2 separate regions of the Homo sapiens genome follow, and region 2 is linked to region 1. Evidence: chromatin loops called from intact Hi-C (ENCODE). Cell type or tissue: PC-3. All regions are shown on one strand. Links, peaks and the distances in the headings refer to the core of each region. The heading gives the core; the rest is flanking DNA. Region 1 overlaps CACHD1 (cache domain containing 1). Region 2 has its middle 130 kb from the start of CACHD1.

The links. A loop is a pair of places that touch in the nucleus more often than their neighbours do. Peaks named below come from ENCODE experiments on the same cell type or tissue, not always from the same donor. Only the 100,000 strongest peaks of a DNase experiment are listed, where the experiment ranks them.
Region 2: it touches region 1 in a loop (4-fold over the local background); 2 of 110 quality-filtered maps call a loop at or near these places.

What each region holds. Positions count from the first base shown.
Region 1 is chr1:64,674,618-64,677,543 of GRCh38, forward strand. It overlaps CACHD1 (cache domain containing 1), which reads left to right. Exons shown (of 27, transcript NM_020925.4): 20 at 784-944; 21 at 1,280-1,366; 22 at 2,278-2,394. Among named protein-coding and RNA genes, the nearest start is that of RAVER2, 69 kb to the right of the region's middle. In PC-3, for the core only: a CTCF peak has its summit at 1,246; no DNase peak of the experiment used is centred there.
Region 2 is chr1:64,342,458-64,345,383 of GRCh38, forward strand. No RefSeq gene overlaps it. Among named protein-coding and RNA genes, the nearest start is that of CACHD1, 130 kb to the right of the region's middle. In PC-3, for the core only: no CTCF peak of the experiment used is centred there; DNase peaks (open chromatin) are centred at 844 and 1,284; H3K4me3 peaks cover 1,322 bases; H3K27ac peaks cover 2,500 bases.

The DNA.
Region 1 (2,926 bases), core at 287-2,786:
TCTAAAAACCCATTGAGTGCTATGATTCTCAGAACTAAGCTAATCCTCACCAAGCATATATACAGGGTGAATGGCATGAAACAAGCTTGAGGTGAAATAATTTGCCTAGTGTATCTGACACACATGCAGAAAAATGATTACATGCAACTCTACAATACCACTTTGGAATCTTTGATTTTCTAATATGATAAACAAAATTGGCAATTCAAGAAACTTGCTATCACATTTTCTTGTTATGGAATGAAGAAAAGGGATACTTGTTTTAGTTGGATTATTTAAATATTCTAGAAGCAGAAATTTGCCTGTTAGGTTTGATTTTTAAATAATTTTATTATTATAAAAGGAAAAAGGTTCATCACCCAAAGAAAGGGGAATGCACAATTTGTGGTTAACTAGGTTTGCATGTGAATAAATTTTAAACTATTCCTTCCCTGAAAATTGTCTTTTATTGCTTCTTGAAGTATTCATTTTCCTGGTATATTGTTATGTGTTAAGAAAAAACAGATTTTAATAACAGTTATAAAAGTTACATTTGTATAAGCACAGATAAAAGAATTCATAATATATACACAGCTGTTCAATGGGAGATATCTCTGATTATGAATAATTTTTATTTTCTAAATTTTTAACAGTGACTATATATTTTTTAACAGTGACTTTTGTAATCAGAAACATTTTATTTTAAGCTATTTTTCGTAGGTAGTTGAAGAGTTGTTTTCACCAAGGTAGGGCTGAGTCTTTGCATTGCTGTCTGTCATTTCTGATACCTTGATTGTTCTGTAGGGGGATTTGACGAACCTTGTGCATGGCAGCCACTGTTCCAAATACAGATTAGCAAGGATCCCAGGAACCAACGCGTTTGTTGGCATTGTCAACGAAACCTGCGACTCTCTTGCCTTCTGTGCCTGCAGCATGGTGGACCGACTCTGTCTCAACTGTCACCGGTAAAAATGCAATGGGTCATATTCTGTGTTCACCACACTGTTTAATATTTCAACTGATGTCAGGCATTTTGAAGTGCAAAATAAACAGAAAGTGCTGGTGTGTGTCCTGAAGAAAAGTCACAGTTACAAAGCCACTTAGAGCTGTGCCGTTTGCAGCATCCTTGTCCAAAGAACAATGGATTAAGGCCATTTATGTATTTAACCTTTGGCTGTAACTTCTTTTTTACTATTCTTTTAAACTAGCTCAGAGCTTCATTATTTTGCTTCCCCAGCACATGTACAACTTACAGTTTGCCATTGACCTTCTGCATAGTAACTTTCTTTTTGCTTTTCAGAATGGAACAAAATGAATGTGAATGTCCTTGTGAGTGCCCTCTAGAGGTCAATGAGTGCACTGGCAACCTCACCAATGCAGAGAACCGGTAAAATAATTAATAATAATAATAATAATAATAATAATAATAATAATAATAATAATACATATGTAATACTGTGAGTCTCTTATAGATTTGTTTTGAGTTAGGGCGTATAAAGATGATTCATTCTAATGATAGAACTAACTGTTCAGTGAGCCAGAATTCAAGCTCCGTAGTGCCATAAAATGATGCCTGTTTCAAGGTTTAAATTTAACTGCTGTAAAAGTATTAAGAGTGTATGTGCTACATACAAAAAAATGTGAGAATGTTTCAAGCATTTACTAAGTGTCTACCATGTGTTGAGTACGTTATGCACATTAAGTCACTTAGTGTTCTAATTAACCCTGTGATAAATATGCAAGTGTTTTTTACACACGTATGATGTGTTCTACAGCATTATTTATATCAGTGACAGATTTTAACACCAGGAAAATAAATTGTAATAAACCCCTTCTCTAGAAATTAAGAGTGTCATGTGTGTTTGTATTGTGTGTGTATAATTGTTTGTTGAGACATGGTCTCACTCTGTTGCTCAGGATGGAGTGCAGTGGCGCGATCATGGCTCACTGCAACCTCTACCTCCAAAGCTCAAGCAATCCTCCCACCTTTCTACCTCCCTCGTAGCTGGGACTGCAGGCATGTGATTCCCAAGCCTGTCTAAATTTTGTTGCTGTAGTAGTACTTTTCGTAGAGATGAGGTTTCATCATGTTGCCTAGGTTATTTGTATTACTTCTACTGTATATAAAGATAAGTAAATTGAAGCTCAGAGTTGTTAAGTGATTGATACAAGGTTACACACTAAGTGGCAAAGCCAGGATTCAAACCCAAATCTGTCTGACTGCTGTTAAGGACCAGGAGCATGAGTTTGGAATGTGGGCGGTGGTCGTCTTAACCTCCAGACTTACCTCCTGCACAGAAACCCCAGCTGCGAGGTCCACCAGGAGCCGGTGACATACACAGCTATTGACCCTGGCCTGCAAGATGCTCTTCACCAGTGTGTCAACAGCAGGTGCAGTCAGAGGCTGGAAAGTGGGTAAGCAGAATCTAGTAAAGAATTGAGGTTTTCCAGCTAATATTTATTATTCCTACTCTTCGTGTTTTAAAAAGGTATGTCAGTTTTTCAGATCTGAAACTGATTTCCATAAGCCTTTACCCACCAGATTAAATGTTGTCTCGTTCCCACTTATTACCCGTATTTAGCGTGTGTACCATATGTTAGTAGCCTCATCTGTGAATGGGAGTTTTTCTTGAAATAAAAGACTTGTGAGGGGCCATGGCATGAAGCAGCAGGGCAAGGGAGGAGGAACCCCTGAGGTCCAGAAGCAGAACCCAGTGGTCAAGGCTCTAGGTGTGATATTTTGAAGCTCATTTATTTTCCTTTCTTAGGAAACACATCTGCTTCATGATAGTTTTGAGAACTAAAAACTACATGTTCCCCGCTCTCTCCCCACTCCTCAGGTGGGATTAGGAGTTTGGGACTAGACATTATGGAAATAGTGGCTGTGGTAGACTAAGTAAAGGGGAGTTGGTTTTTAGCTTATTGTAGCTGTAGCTTGCCATTTTAT
Region 2 (2,926 bases), core at 163-2,662, 330 kb before region 1:
AGCCAGGTCCCTTTTTAAATAATCCCAGGATAGTCCTTTCATGAAACCTTTATCTAGTCCATAAGAACTACACCCCTTGGCTTTCCATAGCTAGAAGTGCAGCTATCAGTATATCAGTATAGGTCTTTCTGTATTTCATTCTGCCACATCTAGCAGCCTTTAGATTTCTCCCTTGAGAGTTGCTGGGTCCTGCAAATTCCAGGGAACCCATATTAAGTTGTCTGAATGATTCTCTGGGCTCTCTTTTCACATGGTCCAATGTAAGGGTAAAGTACCACAGGTAGGAAAGGCAAAAATCAGCATACCTACAACTGTCTCCAAAACAGTCCTTCCAGATGACCTCTTCAACTTGCTCTTCTAAAGGTTAGAGGTGGGTTATGACCTGGTGCCAGGAGAACCTCTCCACAAGTCTGGCACAGATGTTCTAGCATCTCTAGGATGTGAGAGTGTTCTTAGCCTTTAGTCCTCTAATGAAATTCCAACAAATCAGGAAAAGTCTTTTTTGATAACCCATTAACATATTCAATGAAGTTTTTTTAAAAATAGGTGGTATTTGAAATTTTTCGATATTGCTTTTATGGCATAGTTTTTAAATCATTGGCTCATCAAAATAGTGGATTATCATTCAACTGATTCAACTGTGGGACCACTGTTAAACGGATGCTACTTTCAAAATTAAATTGAGAATGAGGATAATTCACACACTAACCCACCATTATAGAGAATGCTTGCTATTCCCTAGCCAGCAATGTGCACTCTCTGGGTTAACCACCCCACTTCCTGATGCTTGGTTCTCCGCTCACCCCTCCTCCAGTCTCAGGAATGGTCATTCATCTAACAAACATTTACTGAGCACCTACGCTATGCTGACTACTGTCCTAGGTGCTGAGGATACATTTGTGTATAAAACAGACAGTTAGGGCCAGATAATAAACAAAATAAATAAGTAAAATGCATAACATATATTAGCATGTGATAAGTGCTCTAGTAAGCCATTTCCCACATGTCGTTCCAGATGTGGGAGAGATTTATAATGTAAGACACCATAGTCCTGAGAGCTGGCATTCTAGCGAAGAAGAGTATGTAAACACAATTATAATACAATGCTGCTTAAGTGAGTCAGACAGCAGGGGTGTGTACTGAATGCTAAGTGACTAACCCTGCTTGAGGGCATCAGGAAAGGTTTCATAGGCTTTCTGTTTGAAGAACACAGTATTGTATTATAGAGAAGTAGTGATAACTATCTTCAACTGTAAGCTCCTGGCAGCTTTTCCCAGAGCCCCAGGCAGTTACCACCCTCCCAGTGCTTGCTTCAGCTTGTGCCTTCATTCCTTTCTCAGGTTCGACACTGAGGCCAGAAGCAGTGCTAGGTGGAGAGTTCCTTCTTCCAAAGACGTAGCACTCTGATAAAACAAACAAAAAAACAAAAAACAAAAACACCTTGGAGGAAGCAAAAGGAAATATGACCTTATGTCTATGGTCAGTCCACGAGACCCATAAAAAAGGAGGTGGTCAGCTGACCTGTCTCTTCATGCTCCACTCCATCTGCCCTCCAGCCAAAGGCTCACTCTCTGTGAAGCTGGATCCAGCTGGGCCACTATACTCACCCATGTTTCTTTTTAGAGGGGAAGCTCCTGGCAAACACTGCCTTGTATACATCTTTGCATGAGCCCGCAAAGCTGGCACAAGGCTTCCCCCACAGCAGAGTCTCAGTAAATAAAAATGAAAGGCAATGAAATGAATTGTTCCAAAGGCAAATGTTCTGCCCCTGGAACACACTGTTGCTTATTGGGATGATTTTGGATTCAGACAGACTAGGATTCTAATCCTGATTTTCTCCTTGTCGCCAAATTACTTTACCTCTCTGAGTCTCTTCCCTATATTTGTAGATAAGATAAATTTGTTGTGATGATTAAACAAGGTATTAAGATAATGCTTAGCGAGGCCGAGGCCGGGTGCAGTGACTCATGCCTGTAATCCCAGCACTTTGGGAGGCCGAGGTGGGCGGATCACGAGGTCAGGAGATCAAGACCATCCTGACTAACACGGTGAAACCCCATCTCTACTAAAAATACAAAAAATTTTCCAGGCATGGTGGCAGGCACCTGTAGTCCCAGCTACTGGGGAGGCTGAGGCAGAAGAATGGCATGAACCCAGAAAGCGGAGCTTGCAGTGAGCCGAGATCACGCCACTGCACTCCAGCCTGGGCAACAGAGCCAGACTCTGTCTCAAAAAAAAAAAAAAAAAAAAAAAAAAGATAATGCTTCGCACAAGGCCAGGCACATACTACTAGCTCAGTACAGGGGTACTATCACTATTATCAAGGTTAGAAACTACCAGGAGGGTGTTTGAACTCATTAATAAATAATAAAAAGCTATTTAATCATTACAATTCACCAACAATCTAAATGTTTCCTTTGAGAGGTAGTGAGCCATCCATCACTGGAGGGATTCAAGTAGTAAGACTGGATAACAGTTTCTACATCAGAAATTTCTGTACTTTGGTGACAGGTGGGAGTAGCTACGCTTCTTATGCCTTTCAAGGTAAAGTCGGCTGAGGTTGATTCTGGAGGAGAGATTAACAATTGAGAACGTGGCCTTTGGAGGCAGCCAGGCTGGCTTCAAATCCCAGCTCTGCCACTTTCCTAGCTCTGTAACTCAAGGAAAGTTACTTATATGTGCCTTAGTTTCCTTTTTTGTAAAATAGTTATACTAATGGAACCCCAGCATGCAGAATTATCACAAGGATTTAAAAAGTCATTATTTTGTGAACAATGACTCCTCATCTTCTGGTCTCAGGCAGACAGTGCCTCTCAACATCTACATAGTGACCTACTCTAGGAATCAATGGATTGTGACTTGCTTAAGGTCTCAGCTAGTCCCCCTCCCCATAAAATCCACACTTTGATTAAATTGAATCATTAAA